2 separate regions of the Homo sapiens genome follow, and region 2 is linked to region 1. Evidence: chromatin contacts called from ENCODE Hi-C data. All regions are on one chromosome and are shown on one strand. The core of a region is the stretch at or near the end of the contact, and the rest is flanking DNA. Distances in the headings are between cores, read along the strand shown. Region 1 holds the start of ODAD4 (outer dynein arm docking complex subunit 4). Region 2 holds the start of PLEKHH3 (pleckstrin homology, MyTH4 and FERM domain containing H3).

Region 1 (5,587 bases), core at 1,017-3,516:
ATATGTGTGGATCTATTTCTGTTCCATTAATCCATATATATTTACATATTTATGCTAATACCATTACCGTAGCTTTAAAATAAGTCTTGAAATCACAGAATTTAAGTTCTCTTTTGTTCTTCTTTTTCAAAATGGTTTTGGCTATTTTAGGTCTTTTGCATTTCCACATAAATCTTAAAATCAGCTTGTTAATTACTGAAAAAAAAAAAAGGCTGCTGGGGCCAGGCACAGTGGCTCATGCCTGTAATCCCAGCACTTTGAGAGGCTGAGGCGGGCAGATCACCTGAGGTCAGGAGTTCAAGACCAGCCTGGCCAACATGGTGAAACCTCATCTCTACTAAAAATACAAAAAATTAGCTGGGCATGGTGGTGTGCACCTGTAATCCCAGCTACTCAGGAGGCTAAGGCAGGAGACTAGCTTGAAACCGGGAGGCGGAGATTGCAGTGAGCCGAGATCACATCACTGCACTCCAGCCTGAGTGACAGAGTGAGACTCCACCATAAAAAAAAAAAAAAAAAAGCTGCTGGAGTTCTGATTGGAACTGCACTGAATCTGTAGATCTCTTCCTTGCAGGAGGTTTTTTTCTGATTAATCCTGGTTGCTCCAGCAACAGTCCTCAACTCATCAATGAGCCCACCTTAACTTAGAACAGGACCAGTTTCACTGCAGGTCCTTAAACCTGTTGCTGCTCCTTAAACACCCTGTGAATGTACACACCTCCAGCCTTTGCACATGTTATTTCCTTTTTTTTTTTTTTTTTTGAGACAGGGTCTTGCTTTGTTACACAGGCTACAATGCAGTGGCCCAAACATGGCTCACTGCAGCCTCGACCTCCCACGCTCAAGTGATCCTCCTGCCTCAGCTTCCTGAGTAGCTGGGACTACAGGCACACGCCACCACACCCAGCTCACTTTTGTATTTGTGGTAGAGACAGGGCTTCGCCATGTTGCCCAGACTGGTCTCGAACTCCTGAGCTCAAGCGATCCTCCCACCTCAGTCTCCAAAGTACTGGGATTACAGGCATGAGCCACCACACCTAGCTCTCATTCTCTACTTACGTCTACTGGGCTCCACCATACTCACCCTCAGCTCAAATATTACCCCTCTATGAACATGTCTCTAACCCATCCCAGACCCTGGCTGAATCATTCATTTGCCTGGGTTTCACACCACTTTGTCCTCATCTCCCTCACAGGCACACAGAACTTTTAATTACTAGTTAATATCACTTAAGTGGCCGTTACTTGTTTATACATCTTTCTCCCCTATTAGATAAAACTCCTTCAAGCAGGGACCATATTATTTCTTATATTTTGAATTAAACCTTTTGAGATAATCATAGATTCATATGCAGTTCATAAGAAATAAATACAAAAGAGATCCCATGTACCCTTTTCCCAGTTTCTCCCAATGGTAACATCCTTAAAAACTTTAGTACAATAACACAACCAGAAAATTGACACTGATACAATCCACTGATCTTACTCAAATATCCCCAGTTTTACATGTATGCCGTGTGTGTGTGTGTGTGTGTGCATTTGTAGTTAAAGACATCTTTTTACTATTTAAACTTTAACAATGACATTAGGACGTTTTGGAAGTAACGTAGTAAAGGCAGTTAAGCAAGCTACTTAGGGTATCGTTGGAGCCCAGAAGAAGCACCTAGTCCACTTTTGGAGGAGTGGTGATGGTGAGGGAATGGGGAAGGACGTCAGAATATGCCTTGGTCAAGGCCCGCTACTAGTAGCTGCTCAAATAACTGCGTTAAATTATGTTGAACCCAACGTTATTTTCCATGTTTTCTTATGCAAATCCTCGCATCCCTGAGTGTTCCATTATTTTCATATTTATTTGGCAGGTGGAACATTCGAGGCTGGGAGCCCTTACATGCCCCGCGAGAGGTCACGCAGTTAGGAAGTGACAGGAGCGAAGTCAGCCCAAGTCTGCTGACTCCAAGCCCAGTGCTCTCTCCCCCTAATGGCGGTACGCCGTGCACATATCCTTACCACGTATGCCTCATCCCTATTCGGAACTTTGCCTCCAACCCTCTTCCTGTTTTCTTGGCTGTCTTACAAGGGAGCCTTTTCAGGCAGCAACTCCAGAGAGAACCGCCAGAGCGTGCAACAGCAAACACTAACCAGCCCAGCCGTCAGCCACGCAATCATCACTCCCTGGCCCAGTGCGCGGCAGAACTGGCGCAAGCGCACGCCGGCAGGTTGTACCCAGAATCCGGGCCCTTGCCAGACGGGGGCGGAACCGGAAGTCGCTGTACATCTCATGGTTGCTAAGAAACGGAGCTTCCACAAACCAGATAGAGGTTCTCCAGCTTTTCTTTGATTGTCTCTGCTTTAGCGTCTCTAAATCCGGTCACCATGTCGGACCCCGAAGGCGAGACCTTGCGAAGCACCTTTCCCTCTTATATGGCCGAAGGCGAGCGGCTCTACCTGTGCGGGGAATTTTCTAAAGCCGCGCAGAGCTTCAGCAACGTGAGTCGAGCTCTCAACCTATCCATCACCCCATCACCCGTCACTTTTTTTTTTTTTTTTTTTTTTTTTTTTTGTGACGGAGTTTCGCTCTTGTTGCCTAGGCTGGAGTGCAATGGCACGATCTCGGCTCGCCGCAACCTCCGCCTCCCGGGTTCAAGTGATTCTCCTGCCTCCACCTCCCAAGTAGCTGGGACTACAGGCGCGTGCCACCATGCCCGGCTAATTATTTTGTCTTTTTAGTAGAGATGGGGGTTTCACTGTGTTGGCCAGGCTGGTCTCGAACTCCTGACCTCGTGATCCACCCGCTTCGGCCTCCCAAAGTGCTGGGATTACAGGCGTGAGCCACTGCGCCTGCCCCCTGCCCTCACCTTTTGATTGCAGATAACACTGAGGTCTTGATGATGCCTGGAGGACCCTGTTGTTTCTATTATTCACTGATTTTTGATGGACACACTGCTGTCACAGATAAGCCCTGTGGTTGGCCATTTTCTACCAGTTCCCACTTGCAATCTCCATTCTCTGCGTTAACAGTGACCTTTTCCTCCACTTTTACTTAAATGTTTCATGATTAACCGGCCTCCTTCCACAGAGCAGCCTTACCTTCCCATCATTTGCTGGCAGATTGGATGGGAGGTTGCATGCAGAAGCCTCAATGTCCCCAGCACACCGTTGCTTATAAAAGGTGGCCAGTAAGCAACATATGATTATTATTATCAATTTTGAGACAAAGTTTTGCTATGTTGCCCAGGCTGGAGTGCAGTGGCAAGATCTCAGCTCACTGCAACTTCCGCCTCCCCAGGTTCAAGCGATTTTCCTGCCTCAGCCTAGGGAGTAGTTGGGATTACAGGCATGTCCCACCACGCCTGGCTAATTTTTGTATTCTTAGTAGAGACAGGGTTTCACCATGTTGGCCAGGCTGGTGTCGAACTCCTGACCTCAAGTGATACACCTGCCTCGGCCCCCCAAAGTGCTGGGATTACTGAGGTGAGCTGCTGCACCAACCAGCAACATTATTATAGTAACCCTAGTATAAATTGCATCATCCCACCCTAAGGGGATTGGGTGATGGTTTTTGTTGTTGTTGTTGTTGTTGTTGTTGTTGTTTTGGAGACGTAGTCTTGCTCTGTCTCCAGGCTGGAGTGCAATGGTGCGATCTTGGCTCACTGCAACCTCCACCTCCTGGATTCAAGTGATTCTCCTGCCTCAGCCTCAGGCACACTGCTAAGCAGACTGGATTTTTGTTGTTGTTAAGATGGAGTTTTGCTCTTCTTGCCCAGGCTGGAGTGCAGTGGCGCAATCTCGGCTCACCCCAACCTCCACCTCCCAGGTTCAAGCGATTCTCCTGCCTCAGCCTCCCGAGTAGCTGGGATCCCAGGCATGCACCACCATGCTCGGCTAATTTTGTATTTTTAGTAGAGACGGGGTTTCTCCATGTTGGTCAGGTTGATCTCGAACTCCCCACCTCAGGTGATCCCCCCCCACCTCAGCCTCCCAAAGTGCTGGGATTACAGGCGTGAACCACCCCACCCAGTGCATACTCAATTTTATAGATTAGGAAATATACAGAAGTTGAGCAACATGCCCAAGGTCGCTAAACTAGCAAGTGGCAGAGGAAGGATTCAAAGCCGGGCTCAGACTCCAATGCTGAGGTGCTAACCACAAAACTACACATCTGACATCTGCATAAGGAAACTGTTGTTTTTTTTTTGTTTGTTTGTTTTTTCAGAGACAGGATCTCGTTCTGTCTCCCAAGCTGGAATGTGGTGGCACAATCACAGCTCAATACAGCTTCAAACTCCTGAGCTCAAGTGATCCTCCCACCTTAGTGTTCCAAGTAGCTGGAGCTACAGGCTTATGCCACCACGCCTGGCTAATTTTTTCTTTTCTTCTTTTTTTTTTTTTTTTTTGTAGAGATAGGTGTTTTGCTATGTTGCCCTGGCTGGTATTGAACACTTGAGCTCAAGTAATACTCCCGCTTTGGCCTCACAAAGTGCTAGGATTACAGGTATGAGATACAGTGCCCTAAAAACATGTTTTTATGACCATTTCTTTTGCTCCAAATTGCCCACTTCTTCTGCTCCAAATTGCCCACTTCTTCTTCTAGATGGAGTGATAGGATAACCCTGTAGTTTTGAGACTTCCTGTAAGATCAAGCTTCTCAACAGCTCCCCAGAGTCGTTTGTCCCTTTCAGTCACCAACCACACCCTAAAACCAGAAATGATGACCAGATAAGTGAACAATTGAGTTCGGTAGCCCTGTCCCCACTTATTCTCCTCCTGCTGGATCATGTCCCATCCTGAAGTACCCACCAGCAGAGAAAAAAGAACACCCTGAGGGAAGGGTAGCCTTGGATGAGAAGCAGTCACTTTCCAGAAAGACAGTAGCTACTTCCTCTTCTTAGAAAAGTAGGAAGGTCTTAGAAAGGGGTGGGTACCAGGAGACAGAGGGTTGCAGTGAGCCAAGATCATGCCATTGCACTCTAGCCTGGGCAACAAGAGTGAAACTCTGTCTCAAAAAAAAAAAAAAAAAAGACCAGGTCAGGTGGCTCATGCCTGTAATCCCAGCACTTTGGGAGGCCAAGGCAGGTGGATCACCTGAGGTCAGGTGTTTGAGACCAGCCTGGCTAACATGGTGAAACCCTGTTTCTACTAAAAATACAAAAAATCAACCGGACGTGGTGGCGAGTGCCTGTAATCCCAGCTACTCCGGAGGCTGAGGCAGGAGAATTGCTTGAACCCGGGAGGCGGAGGTTGCAGTGAGCCGAGATCGTGCCATTGCACTCCAGCTTTGGCAACAAGAGCAAAACGCCATCTCAAAAAAAAAAAATTAGCCAGGTGTGGTGGCGGGCACCCGTAGTCCCAGGTACTCGGGAGGCTGAAGCAGGAGAATTGCTTCAACCCGGGACTCGGAGATTGCAGTGAGCAGAGATCGTGCCACTGCACTCCAGCCTGGGTGACAGTGTGAGACTCTGTCTCAAAAAAGAAAAAGGGGGGTGGGTACAGTTAGATGCCTCAGGAAGGACAGTACACCACAGACTATGGTAATCATCTCACACAGAAAAGAGGACACTGGGAGTGGGGATATTGCCCTCAACCCCAC
Region 2 (5,587 bases), core at 1,568-4,067, 750 kb after region 1:
ACCCCCCTCTTTCTCCCCGCGCCCCCAGCCGGACCGCCCCCCGGGACCCCAGCCAAACCACAGCGTCCGGCATAGGGCCTCTCCCTTATTGCACAACCGCTAGGGGAGACAGAGAGGATGGGGGTCCCGGGAACATGCTGGGGTCGCCAGACTATGGGACGTAGGGGCGTAGCTCACCTGTTGGAGACAGGCCCGCTCCTCACTGGCTGAGTCAGCGTCACTTCCAGGGGACCCTGGGGAGACAGGCGGGGAAGCCCTCAGGGTCAGAGCCCTTCCTGCGCAAGGTTCGTGCCTTCTGCCCTCAGGACAGGGCTGCTCAGGGGATTGAGGAAGGAGGAGTCACAGAGTGGGGTCGTGACTAGGGTGGAGCACGCTGGAGCCCCTGGGCTCGCCCCTCCCGCCAGTCTTAACAGGACAAGCTCTTCAGAACAGCAGGAGCTAAGGAGCCAAGGCTCCTCTCAGTTACCCTTTGAAAATACAATCAGGGGTAGGGTAGGGTGGAAAGAGCACTGGGCAGAGAGTCAGGAGACCTGGGTTCCAATTCCCGCCCCACCACTAACTCACTGTGGAACCTTGGGCAAGTCTCTTCCCGTCTCCGGGCCTTAGTTTCCCCATCTTTGAAACAGGAGAGGTGAGCTCGTTCTGCCAGGCTCCAAGGCACCCTCTCCTCCTCATTTTCCCTTCTTCCACACTGCCTCCCTGGCCAAGGCAGGACAGGTGGTAGGCACAGAGGTGAATGAAGGGCAGAGGGACCCTTTCAGTATAGGGCTTTCTCCAAAAGCGTCTTACATTCTCCCATAGACACTCCTGAGACTCAATGGTGAGCAGAGACCCTGCCCCTTTGCTGGGGCTTAGGAAGGGCGGGCCAGACTGAGGAATGGCACACCCTCTGGAGGCAGGTGTAGTTCAGGGTTTTGCCCTCCCCCTCCCCCTCCTCCTCCCTTCCCCCTGTCCTGGAACTTCAACTGTAGACTGGGGTCTGAGAGAGGCCACAAACCCAACCCGGAGGCCAGTCAGGCGGGAACCGTGCCATCCTCATATTGCTCCCAGACTGCTAGAGCCAAGAGGGGGAGGTGGGGGAGGGGGCCAGGGACACCTGTCCCCAGGCTCAGGGAAGGGGGGAGTTGAGGTGGAGCATGAGGGAGGCAATGGCCTGGTAAAGCCGACCCTGCCCAAGCTGGAAGCTTGGGGACGCCTGGGTCCTGCACCCTTCCTACGTGAACCTCCACCTATTTTCTGGAAGGTCTGAGTGGGGCTGTCAGCCACACCACATGTGGCAGGTACTGACCACCCTCTTAGGCTAACTCCCCTAATCGCAGTGCCCTGCTTCCCTCCCTCCCCCCTCCTCTATATTTATCCACCCTCCGCCTCCGCCAGGTGCTGGCGCCGGCCCCGGCGGCGCAGCCCGCCCCACCCGGGCACCGAGCCACTGGGCCTGCTGGGGACCCCTGCGCGGGGGATGGGAGCCTGACCCGGGCCACAGCACACGGGAGTCTGGCCGCCAGTGTGCAGGAGGGATGGGGGAGGAGACGTCAAGGGATGGAGGTCTCCCACACCAATCGTGCCTCCGTTTCCCCACGGGGAGATTCGACAAAACCAGGCAGCAGCCCAGTGTCCCTCACCATCCATCCCCTCAGGGGTTTCCCAGGAGCCTCACCCGGGAAAGCCGAGAGTTCTGTCCTGAGTGGCAGGGTAATGAGGAGGGGTCCTCAAAGAGCTCCCACCTCCCTCTCCTTGGGGTCCCCGCCACAGACCCCAATCCTGGGATGACTTCTCCCCCTCGTCCAGGTCTCCGCAGCGGGAGCTCTCGCATCTGGCCTCCGCACTTGCGAACTGGGAGCGGAGGGGGACCCAGGCGTTCGAGCCGCCCAGCCGGCCTCGCCACATTCCTCGGCGCTGGCGGAGGCGGAAGGAGACGGGATGGGACGCGGGCCCAGCGGGGAAGGGAGAGGCAGGGCCAGGTCGGGCCACGCGTGACGCCTCCCCTGCCTCAGGGCCCCCAGCAGGTGGATAGCGCCCAGCCTGCAGCGGGAGGCCCACAGGCACATCCCGAGTAGGGCTGCTGCTCCGAGAGCTCCCGGGGGCTTTGGCCCCCAGGCAAAAAACTCTCCCTCATCCCTAGTTCGCCAAGCGCGCAGCGTGTGGCTGGAGGCTGGAGCGGATCAGCGTGACGGCCGGTTACAGCGAGAGTGATTGAGACGAGGCTCCGAACCCCCGGGACTTACCCTCCCGCCGCCCGCTGGACTCGGGGTCCGCAGCTCAAAGGTTTCCTCGTCCTCGTCCTCGTCCCCGTCCCCGCTAAGCTCGCCGTCCCCGTAGTCCCGGTGCAGAAGAGTGAAGCCTCGACGGCAGCAGAGAAGCCACCATAGTCCCCCGGGGAGAGGCATCCGGGCGAGGAGCTGCGGATGGGGGCGCGGGCAGCCGCGGCCGAGCAGTAGGGGGTCGGAGGAACTGGCGGGGCTCCGACCCGAGCAGGGGAAAGATGAGGTGGGAGGAGCAGAAGGGAGAAGAGGACAGGGAGGAGGCAGTGTCCTGGGCTGGGGTGCAAGGGGACGCTAGCCAGACGCTGAGGGGGGCTCAGTGTCTGGGCCCCCGGAGGGGGGAGGGGGAAAAGCGTCCAGGGCCCCGGGAGAGGAGGGAGCAATGTCCGGAGCTGGGAAGTAGTGTCCGTTGGAGTGTCCAGCCCTGTGGGGGGCAGTGTCCGGTGCAGCGTCCGAGGTGGGCAGTTGTCCAAGCTCCAGGGAGGGTCGTGTCCGGTAGGGCGTCCGGTGGCCGGGGCCCGGGCCGCGCGCGCTGCGCTCCCTGCAGCCCCGGGACTGGCGCGCTGGGGGCGCGAGCACAGAGCTGGGACCCCGCCCCCCCGGCCCCCTCCCTCCCGGGGGGCCCCCCCTCTCTCTTCTTTCTCTCCTCCCTTCTTTACTAGGCAGGGTCCAGGTTTCGTCACAGTCTCCTCTGTCCAATCCCTGTGCCTGGCGCCGGGCGCGGCTACCAATCAGACGGCTGAAACCGCGTTGGGTTGCATCATGTGCCCCTGGCTTGGTGACAGCGGGGAGGGGCGGGGAAACAGGGAGGGAGGGGACGAGGCTATGTTAGCCACGCCCCAGTCTCTGAGGTCGGACGCGGGGTGCTAGTGACGTCACGGAAGCCCGCCTTCAGGCTCTTGTTTTAACTCTTGGCTCACCAACCAATTAAAAACCCTGTTGAGGAGTTTTGGCACAGGACAGAGGAAAACCCAACTGCCGCTCTCTGAACCCCTGTCTCGTCTCAGGGTCCCTGAGAAAGGGAAACGCCTTGGCTACTAAGAGGATGTCCAGACCTGCGAGGACACAGCTCTGGAGGTGGCCCTCCACGTCTGGGGAGAAGGAGTCCAGTTTCTCCAGTTTCTCGGTCTGATTCAGCTCTCCCCCACCCTTTTTTTTTTTTCTTCCAGACAGGGTCTCGCTGTCTTGCCCAGGCTGGGGTGCGGTGGAGCCATTATAGCTTACTACAGCCTCGAACTCCTCGGCTCAAGGGATCCTCCCACCTCAGCCTCTCCAGGAGCTGGGACTACAGGCGTACACCACCATGCCTGGCTAATTTTTTAAATTTATTTTTTGTAGAAATGGAGTCTCACTATGTTGCCCAGGCTGGTCTTTAACTCCTGGGCTCAAGCGATCCTCCCAGCTTGGCTTCCCAAAGTGCTGGGATTACAGGTATGAGCCACTGCACTCGGCCTCACCTCCTTTTCGAGGTGAAGGAGTTGAGGCAGGCACTCTGGGAAGGTGCAGACCTAGGCCGGAAATAAAATCGAATATAGAGCTCACAGCTCACCGAACTCAGCTGGGGAGACTGACTTGGATTCTAAGGAATTCTGTGGTCTCCGAATACAGTGGAGGCCTCTTAGGGCTAATATCCTGCGGCTCTGTATAGGAAGGGGTTAACTCAGGCGCTAGGCGGCCGGGGCGGGGCCGCGGCCTCCGCGGGCGCGCGCGCGCGTTGCTGACTCAGCGGCGATTCCAGAGATCTTGGATGGAGGGTTCCAGGTCGGTCCCCAGTGGCTGGCGTGTGGGACCCTTTGAGGATCGGCGCCGTCTCCGGGCCTTCCCTGGATCCTGGCCCCTAGAGGCCGTGGGGGACCCCTTTTCGCCGCTGCTGCGGGAGGCTCTGAGGACTGCTAGCCTGGGCAGGGCTGGGCTGGGCGGGGAGGGGCGGGGAAGGGCGGGACGGGCGGGGCCGTCAGGCCAGCACCTCCCTTGAGACCTCCTCGCCACGCCCCGCCCTTCTCGACCCTAGACTCCAGGCTGGAGCGGTGGGGACAGCTTTGCTGACCGATATTAAACCGCGAGAACTGTCGCACGTGAACACCATCCTGCCCGTTGTGATTGTGTAAAACAAAGACCAGGAATCAATGCGAGCGTGTCTAGGAGGCCATCTCGGCCGTGGCCTCTCTCCACATGAGAGTGGCCTGTACTGAGAGATTACCTAGGAATGGAGATACCACAACCATCTTCCAGGTCTGGATCCCAGGCCCTTGCCTGCAGAGAAGTTTTTTCCCATATCCAACCTCTCTCTTTCCGGCCAGCTCAGTGCATTTCCTCTGACCCAGTCCCCAGAGAAGATGGAGAACAGCAAATATCCCTCACCCCCACCACACCCGTGATAACTACTCTGGAAATTTGCAGATTGCAATCCCTCCTAGGTTTTTCTTCAAGGTGGAAAAACTTCAACTCAAATTTTACAATTCATTTTTTCATTTTTTCTTTCCATCACAGACACTAGGAAGGGATTGTAAAGTGGTTATGAAATCCAAACGCCCACCAAAAACGGGAATCCCCTGCCCCTCCCCCTCCCCCCACACCACGCAAAGGCCCACAGCGTCCCCGACAGTCTGAACATTCCAATAGCGGGAACTCAGTATTTGCTAAGGCAGCCATTACTGGAGAGCGCTCTGGTTGTTAGAAAGCTCTTCCTTACAGTATTGCAAGAGGAACCACCGCCCCTCCTTGCCTGGCAGCTTTCCCACCTCACCTCTGTTGGCTGAGGCCAGGTGACGGTGGAGGGGGTGTCAGTGGCTAGAGCTTTAGCAGACTCAGCAGCCCCCCACCCCCACCCAGGCCCTCAGCGTCTTCCACTCAGAGAGCCAAGCGCGGGGCAGGGCGGGGGGTGGGGCGGGGGCGGGGTGTTAACCCACCGGTTCTGCCCCGCCACAAATCACTTCCAAGTCGGTGACTCAAAAATAGTAACAGTTGTTGGGTTGCATCTCATTTCCATGTTATCAATTTAATGTGGCAAGGCACAGAGGTAGTCCCTTTAGGTCCCTGCCTCTTTCTCAGTGTTCCCCCACCTACTCCCCTTTCCCACGACCCTCAGCCTGCCCCCTCCTCTAGATTCGCAGCCCTAGTTGTCCCAGGAGAGACTGTGGGTCTCCGTGGGAGCTGAGCAGGAAGAAAGGCGGGGCCGGCGGGGGCAGCCGCGGCGGGGTTGAGGCCCTGAGGGGCAGCTCCCACCCCGTAGCAGCCTCCGCAGGTCCTGGCGGAAGCGCAGGCCCAGGAAGGCGTAGAGAACGGGATTGAGGCCACAGCGGGCGAGGGCCAAGCCGCTGGTCACC

The links. A loop is a pair of places that touch in the nucleus more often than their neighbours do. Pooled maps may share reads with other maps.
Region 2: a map of CD8-positive, alpha-beta T cell shows a loop between it and region 1 (12-fold over the local background). The contact joins the promoter of PLEKHH3 here to the promoter of ODAD4 in region 1. A Hi-C loop is called at or near these places in 2 of 168 maps with a recorded cell type or tissue (CD8-positive, alpha-beta T cell and naive thymus-derived CD4-positive, alpha-beta T cell) and 6 of 50 pooled maps.

What each region holds. Positions count from the first base shown.
Region 1 is chr17:41,928,351-41,933,937 of GRCh38, forward strand. It overlaps ODAD4 (outer dynein arm docking complex subunit 4), which reads left to right and starts at 2,267. Exons shown (of 12, transcript NM_031421.5): 1 at 2,267-2,487. The coding sequence starts at 2,374. It also overlaps a transcript of ACLY not described here. RefSeq lists enhancers at 1,390-2,293, 2,006-2,095, 2,276-2,375.
Region 2 is chr17:42,674,177-42,679,763 of GRCh38, forward strand. PLEKHH3 (pleckstrin homology, MyTH4 and FERM domain containing H3) reads right to left here and starts at 2,818. Exons shown (of 13, transcript NM_024927.5): 1 at 2,226-2,818; 2 at 178-233. The coding sequence starts at 2,387. It overlaps CCR10 (C-C motif chemokine receptor 10), which reads right to left. Exons shown (of 2, transcript NM_016602.3): 2 at 4,713-5,587. The coding sequence ends at 5,377. RefSeq lists silencers at 1-78, 1,319-1,478, 2,599-2,658, 2,749-2,998, 3,859-3,938 and 1 more and enhancers at 3,109-3,208, 3,229-3,278, 3,409-3,488, 3,469-3,970, 3,971-4,470 and 1 more.